Regions from separate parts of the Homo sapiens genome. Here all the other regions are linked to region 1. The links are chromatin contacts, found by Hi-C in ENCODE. All regions are on one chromosome and are shown on one strand. Each heading gives the region's core, a stretch centred on a gene start or an enhancer-like site at or near the end of the contact. The rest is flanking DNA. Distances are from core to core; before and after follow the strand shown.

What was found. Hi-C counts contacts between places; a loop is a spot of excess contacts on that map. Pooled maps may share reads with other maps.
Region 2: a loop to region 1 is called in a map of MCF 10A, with 4 times the contacts of the local background. The contact joins two enhancer-like sites. A Hi-C loop is called at or near these places in 1 of 168 maps with a recorded cell type or tissue (MCF 10A), 3 of 37 single-sample maps with no recorded cell type and 7 of 50 pooled maps.
Region 3: a loop to region 1 is called in a pooled map, with 5 times the contacts of the local background. The contact joins two enhancer-like sites. A Hi-C loop is called at or near these places in 2 of 37 single-sample maps with no recorded cell type and 8 of 50 pooled maps.

What each region holds. Positions count from the first base shown.
Region 1 is chr3:113,910,369-113,914,549 of GRCh38, forward strand. The region is part of intron 9 of GRAMD1C (GRAM domain containing 1C); the gene reads left to right. Among named protein-coding and RNA genes, the nearest start is that of ZDHHC23, 36 kb to the right of the region's middle. Within about 2 kb of position 2,748, at least 2 of the 41 ENCODE cell types and tissues checked have a DNase peak (open chromatin) inside an H3K27ac peak, as active enhancers do.
Region 2 is chr3:113,625,028-113,628,760 of GRCh38, forward strand. SIDT1 (SID1 transmembrane family member 1) reads left to right here. Exons shown (of 25, transcript NM_017699.3): 24 at 1,075-1,188; 25 at 2,619-3,733. The coding sequence ends at 2,681. Among named protein-coding and RNA genes, the nearest start is that of MIR4446, 32 kb to the left of the region's middle. RefSeq lists a silencer at 1,927-2,026. Within about 2 kb of position 1,909, at least 7 of the 41 ENCODE cell types and tissues checked have a DNase peak (open chromatin) inside an H3K27ac peak, as active enhancers do.
Region 3 is chr3:113,571,149-113,575,492 of GRCh38, forward strand. All of the region lies in intron 3 of SIDT1 (SID1 transmembrane family member 1), which reads left to right. Among named protein-coding and RNA genes, the nearest start is that of SIDT1-AS1, 18 kb to the right of the region's middle. Within about 2 kb of position 2,748, at least 2 of the 41 ENCODE cell types and tissues checked have a DNase peak (open chromatin) inside an H3K27ac peak, as active enhancers do.

The DNA.
Region 1 (4,181 bases), core at 1,498-3,997:
TGAGACTCCGTCTCAAAAAACAAAACAAAACAGAAAACTTACTTGGTTTTAGAGGGCCAGCAGAGATTAAGCTTAATCCTAATATGATGATAAAGAGAATCATGACCCAAAGGCCTTCTGAATTTCAAGAGTATTATATTCTAGATGTTTTTCACATTTTGTATTGTAATCCATTTTGTTTTGTATTGTAATCCATGTGTACATGAGGTCTAGAGTGGGCTCAACAAATAGCAGTCCTTCTTGACCACCCTGGTGGTAACAAAATTGGGAAAGAAAATGAAGAGCAAGTCAGATAGAGGCCAAAATATCACCTTTTATACTAATAGTAACAAAGTCAACGGATGTGGGTATGTGTGAAAGATAAGTGGGCTGCTGATGGAGCTGAAGAATGAGGTGGACTTACCTATCAATCACAGGCAATGTTCAATCTCCTCCCCAACTGGAGGGACGATCCCCCCTGGAGGAGAACCAGCTTCTGTGGGCACCTAGATCCAGAGAGAAGGACAGAGGTGTGCCAAGCCTACCCAACATACTCCTTCCACATTTACTAACTGTATTAGTAGCTCAGGCTGCCATAACAAAATACTACAGATTGGGTAGCTTAAGCAACAGAAATTTATTTCATATAATTCTGGAGGATAGAAACCCCAGATCAAGGTTTGGCAGAGTTGGTTTCTGGTGAGGGCTCTCTTCCTGGCTTGCCACTTTCTCACTGTGTCTGCTCATAGCCTTTCCTTAGCACATGCTCATGGTTAGAGGAGCAAAGTGTGAGGGAGGAGCAGAGCAGGGAACAACAGAGAGAGAGACACACACACACACACGCACACGAGAGAGAGAGAGAGCATACATGAGCAAACTCTCTGGTATTTTTTTTTTTTTCTTTTTGAGACAGAGTCTGGCTCTGTCGCCCAGGATGGAGTGCAGTGGTGTGATCTTGGCTCACTGCAATCTCTGCCTCCCGAGTTCAAGCGATTCTTGTGCCTCACCCTCTGGAACACCTGGAGTAGCTGGGATTACAAACATGCACCACCACGCCCAGCTAATTTTTTGTAATTTTAGTAAACAAGGGGTTTCCTCATGTTGGCCAGGGTGGTCTTGAACTCCTGGCTTCAACTGATCCTTTAGCCTCGGCCTTCCAGAGTGTCTGGTGTCTATTCTTATAAGGACACTAATTCTACCAGATCTGGGACCCACCTTATTTAACTTAATTATTTCTTTCCTTCCTTCCTTCCTTCTCCCTCCCTCCTTCCCTTCCCTTCTTCCTTTCTTTCCTTCTTTCTTTTTCTTTCTTTCTTTTCCTTTCTCTCTCTCTTTCTCTCTCTGTTTCTTTCCTTCCTTCCTTCCTTCCTTCCTTCCTTCCTTTTCTTTCTTTCTTTCCTGACAGAGTCTTGCTCTGTCCCCTGAGCTAGAGTGCAGTAGCACGATCTCGGCTCACTGCAACCTCTGCCTCCCGGGTTCACACCATTCTCCTGCCTCAGCCTTCCAAGTAGCTGGGACTACAGGTGCCCACCACCATGCCCAGCTAATTTTTTGTATTTTTGGTAGAGATGGGGTTTCACCATGTTAGCCAGGATGGTCTTGATCTCCTGACCTCGTGATCAGCCCGCCTCGGCCTCCCAAAATGCTGGGACTACAGGCATGAGCCACCGCACCTGGCCAATTAACTTAATTACTTTCTTTAGAGGCCCCATCTCCAAGTACAGCCACACCAGGAGTTAGGGCTTTAACAGAATAATTTGCGGCTACACAAACATTCAGTCCATACCAATAATCTACTTCCTATGGTTAGAGTGAGTTAAAGGGGTAGAGAGAGGCTGGGAATTACCCTAATTGGGCACCTTTAACTCGGAAGGGTTGAAGAAGAGACATCTCCACTGCATTATATATAATACCCAGCACACAATAATATTGTGTTAGTCAATGTAAGCCCATTTCCCAACCATTTTATGTAGATGTAAGTTTACTATGTTAATGTGTTTTCCTTAATATAAAATTTAATTTTTTAAAACATATTTTAAAAACTTCCAAAATATAGATTGTGTGTGTTATACTGCTTTTAGGTTTGAGAAAGATAAAAGATTTTGGTTTTTCTTGGTTGAGCACGGTGGCTCATGCCCGTAATCCCAGTACTTGGAGAGGCCAAGGTGGGAGGATTGCTTGGGCCAGGAGTTTGAGACCAGTCTGGGCAAGACTTGTCTCTACAAAAAATAGAAAATTAGCTGGACATGGTGGTGCATGCCTATAGTCCTAGCTACGCAGGAGGCTGAAGCAGGAGCATCACTTGAGCCCCAGGAGATCAAGGCTGCAGTGAGCTATGATCACACCATTGCACTCTAGCCTGGGCGACAAAAGAGCCAGATCCAGTCTCTTCAAAAAAAAAAAAGATTTAATACTTTTTATGTTTCAGTTTTGAGGATAGATGTTATAGACACTATGATTGTGTTACTTTCTTGTAACCACCAATAGGAGAGAGAAAGGGAAAGAGAAAGAGAAAGCAAAAAATATAATAAAAGTAGTTGTTTAAAGGAAAATTTAGTACAAATTACTTGAGGCTTGTTGTACTTATTAAGTAGGCATTTTAAGGACTCTTTTTCTTAAAATTGTAAGATCCTTGCCATTGAAGTCAATGTAGTGGGAGACATTTGGAAAGATGAAGGGTAACATAGAGACTGCTTTATTAGTGTCCTTACCATTCTTGCTTTAGTATGCAGCTGGGCATGGATTAGTCATACGCTGTTTACCTGAATTTAGGACTTTAGGAAGATCTACTCTGGCCCCCAGTGGCCAAATAGGTAAGTAGCACCAAAACCAGGATTTTTGTTTTCTCTTTCTCACCTGCTTCTTTTATAAGAATGGTCCTTCCAAAGTAGTTTCAGCTGGATGTGGTGGCGCGCGCTTGTAATCCCAGCACTTTGGAAGGCTGAGCCAGGTGGGTCAACTGAGGTCAGGAGTTCGAGACCAGTCTGGCCAATGTGAGGAAAGCCCATCTCTACTAAAAATACAAAAATTAGCTGGGTGTGGTGGCACACGCTTTTAATCTCAAGAGTGAGACTCTGTCTCCAAAAAAAAAAAAAAAAAAAAAAGAATCCTATAAAAGAAACATTATAAGTTGCATAAAGGATAACAATAAAACTGATAAAAATTGTACATATCTAGAAATAAAGAATAATAGTGTATAGATTCATTATTGCACAGGAGCTCTGATCACACTTTGCTCCTTGCAAAGGCTGTTTGGCTTTATAGCAGTAAGAAGGTATATGTAACATTCAGACCTCTGTTTGGGGAGTTTTATTTAAAGTGTATGGCGATTTTTTTCTTATTAGATTATCATTAGATAGCAAATCAAGCGCTCCTACTGGTTTCCCTAAGCACGTTCCAAAATCTTGGACTTGTCATATGTATTAAATGGGTAAAATAATGAATCTGTGTTTTTACTTTTTTAAAGTTGTGAAGTTATGAAGACGGTTGAAGTCAATGAACTGAAGTGACATTTGAAAAGGTCACAAAAAGTAAACCATCCCAGGAGACTGGGGATGTGTGTGTGGGTTTAGAGGGAGTGAGGGAGATTGCAGATCACTTTAAACCAAACATCATTTTATTTAGTGATAGTATATTGATCTACTATAGTAAGCAGGAGAAAGATAACAAGTCAATAAATCAATAAAAATATAACTACAAGTCAGGATAGGTTCTGTGAAGGAAATGAACAAGATCAACAGAATCACCTTTAGTTGTTTTCTTCCTTTGTGAATATTTGAATTATTTTTACAGTGAACATATAATACTTCTGTGTCAGAAAAAGCTGTTTCCCAGGCCTAATTGGAAAGTTACCTCACAAAGCTTAGCAAAATTGCCTAGTTTTGTGATTCATTTCTACGCTGAAGGAGCCATTATTTGAAACTGCAGTAAAGAGTTTTTGCCTACGTAGAGTATTGTTGAAGGGAGAAGCAAATCAATATCTATCTGATATCCATAAGTCCTTTATGCCTCTAGCAAAATAGGGAGACACAAATCATCCAATGAGGGATAAACAGCAGTAGTTGGGGATGAAGCCAGAGCTAGCAGAGTTTTTCTGATCCATAGACTATTGCCCTTTGATTTAACCTGACTAATATTGACAGATGCTTTACCCAGATCATTCTTAGAGCTTGATTTCTGAAACATGGGGAGCTTTTGCAGCA
Region 2 (3,733 bases), core at 659-3,158, 290 kb before region 1:
CATGGGAGTGCAGATAACTCTTTGACATACTGATTTCTTTTCTTTTGGATATATATCAAGTAGTAGAATTGCTGGATCATATGGTAGCTCTATTTTTTTCTTTCTTTCTTTTTTTTGGGGGGGCGGGGGGACGGGGTCTCCCTCTGTCTCCCAGGCTGGAGTGCAATGGCGCAATCTCGGCTCACTGCAACCTCCACCTCCCAGGTTCAAGTGATTCTCCTGCCTCACCCTCCTGAGTAGCTGGGACTACAGGCGCCCACCACCGTGCCCAGCTAATTTTTTTGTATTTTTAGTAGAGACGGGGTTTCACCATGTTGGCCAGGCTGGTCTCAAACTCCTGACCTTAGGCGATCCACCTGCCTCTGCCTCCCATGGTCCTGGGATTACAGGTGTGAGCCACCACACCCGGCCATAGCTCTATTTTTAGTTTTTTGAGGAACTTCCAAACTGTTCTCCACAGTGGCTGTACTAATTTACATTCCCACCAACAGTGTGTGAGAGTTCCCTTTCCTCCACATCCTCGCCAGCATCTGTTATTGCCTGTCTTTTTGATACGAGCCTTTTTAACAGGGGTAAGATGATATCTCATTGTAGTTTTGATTTGCATTCTCTGATGATCAATGATGTTGAGCACCTTTTCATATGCCTGTTTGCCATTTGTATGTCTTCTTTTGAGAAATGTCTATTCAGATCTTTTGCCCATTTTTAAATTGGATTTTTTTTCCCTTACAGTTCTTTCAGCTCCTTATATATTCTGGTTATTAATTTCTTGTCAGATGGATAGTTTGCAAATATTTTCTCCCATTCTGTGGGTTGTCTCTTCACTTTGTTCGTCATTTCCTTTGCTGTGCAGAAGCTTCGTAGCTTGATGTAATCTCGCTTCTCTATTTTTGCTTTGGTTGCCTGTGCTTTTGAGGTCTTTGTGTACAGGTTTTTGTGTGGATGGATGTTTTCTTGGAAGCTAACTTTTCGAACCAGACATCTAGTAGCGTTTTTGTGGCTTTCTGGACGTTCAACTCTTTGAACAGTTGAACTGTGGGAATCTTGCCCATGTCCTGCCTCACCTTCCTCCAGGGAACTCCGGCCGAATCCCGGGAGAAGAACCGCGAGTGCATTCTGCTGGATTTCTTCGATGACCATGACATCTGGCACTTCCTCTCTGCTACTGCTCTGTTTTTCTCATTCTTGGTGAGTTCATATCTATCTTTTTGTGACTTTCTTCTCTCTTTACATCTTGTACTCTCTTTTTCTTCTGCTCTTCCTTACTTTTTTTTATATTCCTCTCTAATTTTACTTTCCATTTCCTCCTTGTAATTCAATGTACAGACCATCTTATTTCTTTCATAAATTTTATATCCTTTGGTTAGATCTTTAGTTTTTCTTTTACTCTTCAATATCTTTAGACACAGAGGGACAAAATTACTTTCCCTAAGTTGCACAGCACGTTTGTTCTGAATTGGTTATTAGACCCACATGCCCAGAATTCCCCCAGGAACCACTTTTAGCAATTCCGATAACATTGGGTTATTCCTTCTTATGCCATACTCACATTCCTCCTCCTCCTCCTCCTCCTCCAGTCTCCCTGAATATTTCACAAATATTTTACATATTCCTTAAGTGGCTTGGGGTAGCAGCCACGTGTCTGTTGCCTTCTGACCAGTCTGTCCCAAATCTCTCCTGTAGTTTCTCTATTTTTTTGCCCCAACCCTTTCTCAGAAGCCATGAGTATTTATATCAACCCTGGATTATAGTTCCATCCTTTAATCCTAACTTTGATTTTTCCCAATTAAAAGTCCATGGTGCCTGTAGGCAGGTTCAATTGACAATTAACAACCCTACTAGACTCCCGGGCTCCAGACCTACTAGATGCCCGGGCTCCACGCAAAGCGGGCTCAGGCAGGCCATATGACTTCAAGAGTGGAGCAGGGCTATCCTCTAGTGGCCAGTTTGGGAAGCTTGGCCAATCTGTATAAACAGTCCTTACGTCTTTTACTTTTGATCGTCACCTTCATGAGAGAGACAGAGACAGCAAAAGTGGAACTAAAGATTCCACGTGGGGCAGTAGTAGTCAAATGAACTAGAAATGGAGGAGGAGGGTACATTTCTTATATAGCAATACTCTATCCAACAGGACTTTATTCCTTTGACTCTTGACCTAAATGTCCCCTAAGTAATGACTTCCCAGGCCACCCTATCAAAATTTTTTACCTCCCCACACCTGATACTTCCTGTATTTCCTCCCTTATTTAACTTCTATCCTTAGCACTTATTACTATCTAACATGCTATATTTTACTCATGTATTTGTTTCACGTCTAAAGCCCTCTTTAGAATGTAAGCTACATGGAGAATAGGGATTTTTGTCTCTTTCATTACCAACTATATCTCCATAGCATCTGGAATAGCACATCATAAACCTTCATGAATATTTAATTGACAAATGAATTGTATAATTATAATAAGTGCCTATTAAGAGCAAAGGATTGCAGAGAGCTGCAGAAGGCATGAGAATGAGAGGGAACTAACAGTTTCCAGTCTGTGTGCATCTCAGAGAGAAAACAGGACTTAGTGTGACAGTGACTGTCCATTCCTTTCATTTCTCTGTCCCTCTCACTTCAGGTTTTGTTAACTTTGGATGATGACCTTGATGTGGTTCGGAGAGACCAGATCCCTGTCTTCTGAACCTCCAACATTAAGAGAGGGGAGGGAGCGATCAATCTTGGTGCTGTTTCACAAAAATTACAGTGACCACAGCAAAGTAACCACTGCCAGATGCTCCACTCACCCTCTGTAGAGCCAACTCTGCATTCACACAGGAAGGAGAGGGGCTGCGGGAGATTTAAACCTGCAAGAAAGGAGGCAGAAGGGGAGCCATGTTTTGAGGACAGACGCAAACCTGAGGAGCTGAGAAACACTTGCTCCTTCCATCTGCAGCTTTGGGAGTGCAACAGGGATAGGCACTGCATCCAAGTCAACTCACCATCTTGGGGTCCCTCCCACCCTCACGGAGACTTGCCAGCAATGGCAGAATGCTGCTGCACACTTCCCTCCAGTTGTCACCCTGCCCAGAAAGGCCAGCAGCTTGGACTTCCTGCCCAGAAACTGTGTTGGCCCCCTTCACACCTCTGCAACACCTGCTGCTCCAGCAAGAGGATGTGATTCTTTAGAATATGGCGGGGAGGTGACCCCAGGCCCTGCCCTACTGGGATAGATGTTTTAATGGCACCAGCTAGTCACCTCCCAGAAGAAACTCTGTATATTTCCCCCAGGTTTCTGATGCCATCAGAAGGGCTCAGGAGTGGGGTTTGTCACACATTCCTCTTAACAAGTAACTGTCACTGGGACCGAGTCCTGGGTGCTTACATATTCCTTCGTGTCTTCATCTCACTGACCTGTGTGGACCTCATCACTCTGACTCTGCCTTCTTGGAAAGGCCCTGTCACTCCACAGATGTCTGGCCAGCTTCAAGGCAGAAGGAAAAACAGGAAAAGCTCTTTTAACAGCAGCAGGAACAAGAGAAATGACTAACCATACTAAAAGACTGGTAACAGCAGCAGCAGCCAGACAGGCCTCACCTTAAGGACTTGGGCTGCCAGAGCAAATTCAGCAGAGCTTATTTGGCCTCCCATTCACACAGCTCAGTTCTGTGCCCACATCACCTTTGGGGAAGAAATCAGCATTCTAATCAGGGACACTACTTCAGGAGTCCTCCACAGCGAGTCCGTCATCTGTCA
Region 3 (4,344 bases), core at 1,498-3,997, 340 kb before region 1:
CAGTGGCTCCCGCCTGTAATTCCAGCTACTCAGGAGGCTGAGGCAGGAGGATGACTTAAGGCCAGGAGTTCAAGACTGGCCTAGGCAACATAGTCTCTAAAAAAATAAAAACCAAAAAAATTAGCCAGACATGATGGTGTGTGCCTGTAGATCCAGTTACTCAGGAGGTTGAGGCAAGAGGACTGATTGAGCCCAGGAGTTTGTGCTGCTGTGAGCCATGATTGTGCCACTGCACTCTAGGCTGAGCAACAAAATGAGACCCCATCTCTGCAAAATTCCTTTAAAATTGAAACAACTCTACTTTAAAGCATTGCTTGGTGCCATCTACCTATCCTCTGCACACACACACACACACACACACATAAACTGTGCCACTACTCTTTTTCTACACTCCAGTGCCCAGGTGTTTAGTATTGCTAGAGTGTGAAATTGCAGGCAGGCAACAGCAGATGGCTACAGAAACAGGCAAGCCTGTGATCATGGCATAGGAGGATCTTAAGAAGGGGCATTAGGAAATTTAAACGTCTGTAATCCCAGCACTTTGGGAGACCAAGGCGGGCAGATCACCTGAGGTCAGGAGTTCAAGACAAACCTGGCCAATATGGTGAAACTCCGTCTCTACTAAAAAATTCAAAAACTAGCTGGGCATGGTGGTGCACACCTGTAATCCCAGCTACCTGGGGGGCTGAGGCAGGAGAATCACTTGAACCCAGGAGGCAGAGGTTTCAGTGAGCTGAGATTGCACCACTGTACTCCAGCCTGGGCCATAGAGCAAGACTCCGTCTCACACACACACAAAAAAAATTAAACAGTTGTCTATATTGTGATAGTTGTGTGGAGAATGGATTTGAAGAGGACAAAACAGGATGCAGAGAAGTTAGAAGGCTGATGCAGTAGTCAAGATAAATAATGAGGAGGTGAATTGAAATATTAGGAGAGGTGAAATTGCTGAAATTTTATTAGATATGAGGGGAAAAAGAAAAGAGAGAGTCAATAATGCCAGTGTAGCTTGTAGATGGTGGGGCCACTAAGAGAAAATGAGAATTTTGATAAGAAAAAGAACAGATGATAACTTCACTTTGGGACAGGTTGGGTTTGAAATACAGATATCTGGCAAAGTGATGGATGTATACTAACATGACACTTAGGGGAGAGCTCTGAGTTACAGTTAGGCAGACTAGTGCAGTCTTCAGGAACACATCAAGAAGCCTGGTCCACATGATGCCTGGGCAAGACAGGGTTACAGGAGATAGGGCTGGAGAAACAGGCAGTGCCCAACTTTGATCTTTAAGATGTTGGATGCTAGACTATGGAGTAGAACTTCGTCTTTCAGATTATGGGAGCCATTAAAGGATTGTGAGCAACAGGATAGCATTCAGAGATCTGATTTCTAGAGATGACATGAGTGGCAGTGTGGAAGAGGAATTACAGAGATGAAAGATGAGGGACAAACAGGCAAATGAAAAGTTATCTGAATGGAGAAGAAAGAAAAATGATTAGAACTTGAATGTGTATGGCAGCAACAAGGTTGTAAGGGAGAAAACGAGTCAAATAGTACACATGGAGATAATTCATAATTCAGCAAATATATGTGGCAGAATAAAATTTATAGTCCTCCATGAATACTTGCAGCCTTCAGCCCTCCTCTAGCCTTCTAAGTAGGGATCTTGAGTCTGTTTTAAGAGGAGAGAGTGTGTGAGTGAGATAGCTCAGCTACTATGCTGTGAAAAGTAATAGATTTTTTGAAGAAATGGGTGGATAAGAGAATTTTAGACCATTTTGCTATGTGTCATACTATATAATTACCTTTGGTATTTTGGAGGAGACTACAATAAAGATTTACATTCCTTTTTTTTTTTTTCTCTCTTAATGATGCTGTACTGAGCAAACATGGTGCTCCAGGTGGTGGCAGGTTACTTTTACACTAATAGAATGAGTAGGACCTGGTGATTAATCAAATGTGGAAAGCGATAGAAAGGGGGTAGTCCAACATGACTCCTACAGTGATGTCAGAAGTCTGGTGAGGTTTACTGACAAAGGGACATAGTAGGTCAGGATCAGGGAAGTGACAGCACATTCCCTTTTATCATGTGGAGTTTGAGGTGTTCAAGGGATGGTCAAGTGCAGAAGCCCAGCAGGGGATCACTATTCTGTGACTGGGGCTCAGGAGATGGCCCTGGGCTGGACACAGGGACTTGAGATTCACTGGCATTATTGTGGTATTTACAGCAGCTGGATACACATTGTAAAACGAGTTGATCAAGAACAAGGCTGTGGGTAACATTCTCATTTAAGGGATGATCTGAGAAACTGAAGCTATCATAAGGGGCTGAGTAGACACAGCCAGAGGTGTGGGAGAAATCCCTGGGGGTTAAGTCACTGGATTTAGCGATTAGATAGTGCTATGGTCTCAATGTTTACTTTCCCCAAAATTCATATTGAAATCTCCACAGTGATGGTACTTGGAGGTGGGGCCTTTGGGAGATGATTAGGTCGTGAGAGTGGAGCCCTTGTGAATGGGATTAATACCTTTATGAAAGAGTCCCCAGAAAGGCCCTCTGTCCTTTACACCACATGAGGATGCAGTGAGAAGGCACCATCTATGAGGAAGCAGGCTCTCATCAGACACCTTGATCTTGAACCTGCTAGCCTGTAAAACTGTAAGAAATAATAGATTTCCATTCTTTATAAGTCACCGAGTTGACAGTATTTTTGTTATAGCTGCCTGAATAGGCTAAGACAGGAGGTGACTCTTACCCTTAGCAAAGGAAATTTCAAGGGCGTGGTGGAGAAAGAATCCTGATAGCAGTGGGTGGAGGAAAGAATGAAAGAGAGATAAACATGGAATACTCCTAGAAGCAGCTGGTTTGTGAAGAGAGGAAGGACATAGGATGACATTAAAGGATGGCGATCCAGGGAAAAGGGAGGCATTTGGGTGGGGTGTTTGTTATTTGTTTTGAAAATGGTTGAGACTAGAATATATTTATAAACAAAGAGGTAGAAAGGCAGATTAAATTCATAGGAGAGTTGGATATTTGTAGATGCAAAGTGCCAGAGAATGATAGAAAGAATGAGAATTAAGTACATGAGTGCGGAGTTTATACTTAGACCAGAGGAATGAAGGGCAGACAGTTCCCAATGACAAGAAGGTCGGTGGGAAAGCTACAGTCCTGAAGGGAGTTCATAGCAGATGGCAGAAGGAGATAACAGGGAATGATATTCTGAAGTTCATAGTTCAAGTGAATAATAGGATATCATTTCCTTCAACAAACAAAGGAGGGGCTTTGAATGCACACTGTGCTCTGTGCTAGGGGCTTGTTAATCAAGATGAGTAAGGTGCTGTGAATCTCACAGTCCTCTCTGGTGCTCACCTCAAAAACTACTGAAAGTTTGTCCTGCCTCTCTTTCTATGTAGTCTTTTGTCCCATCCCTTTTCTTTTTCTTCTACTTGATTACTCTCCTCTCTGTATTTCTTCTCCCTCTCTCTACCCCCGACCCATGGGCCCCTTTCTGCCTCTTCTCCTGACTCCCCTATCTGCACCCCCATCTCTCAAGTCCATGGGTTTCTTCTCCCTTCTCCCTTTTCTTGAAATAGCCAGCACAAGGAAACAAAATTGTTTTTTAGCCTCTTATGTTTAACAAATAAACATAACATAAACATGTTAAAATGTGTTTAATTTTTAAAACAAATCAGTTGAAATTTTTATACTTCTTTCTCTAAAACTAACAATCCATGAGCTTCAGTTAGCTTTGTTCTGTTGTCAATGACCCCTAACAAAATAAACCCTCCCCACCTCTGTTAGGGTTCATGTGGAAGGAAGCAGAATATTTCATCTGCAACAGATACAATGTTTATTTTGCACATACTGCCGACTCCATGAGAAAGAGAGGACATAAATGGTAGTCTTAAACACAGTAACATGTTTTACAAGTTTGCATGCATTGTACTAGCAAATAAAACATAAAGAACAAGAAAAAACAGAAAGTGAATATCAAATCTTCATACATTTAGTATTATGACTGAAACTCAAATGATGGGGAAAATTAAAATCTCTGGCAAAAAAATATGGGTTTCTTCTGCAAATTTCATGCTGTCATGAGGAACCGATGGACTTGAAAGATCAGGGTGCAGACAAGAGAGTAAGGAGAAGTCATGTCGCCAGCCAAGAAAATCATGTCTTCTTTGTTCTCTGATCTGGCAACAAAGAATTGAAGGTCTCATGTTGCCCTGGTAACACCGGGAGACACTCCCAGACTGCTGAAAGGGCTCTACCCAGCCCACACAAAGTGTCACAGGTCCAAACTCTGGCCAAGGACTCTCTGGAGCAGAAACATAACTGGGTT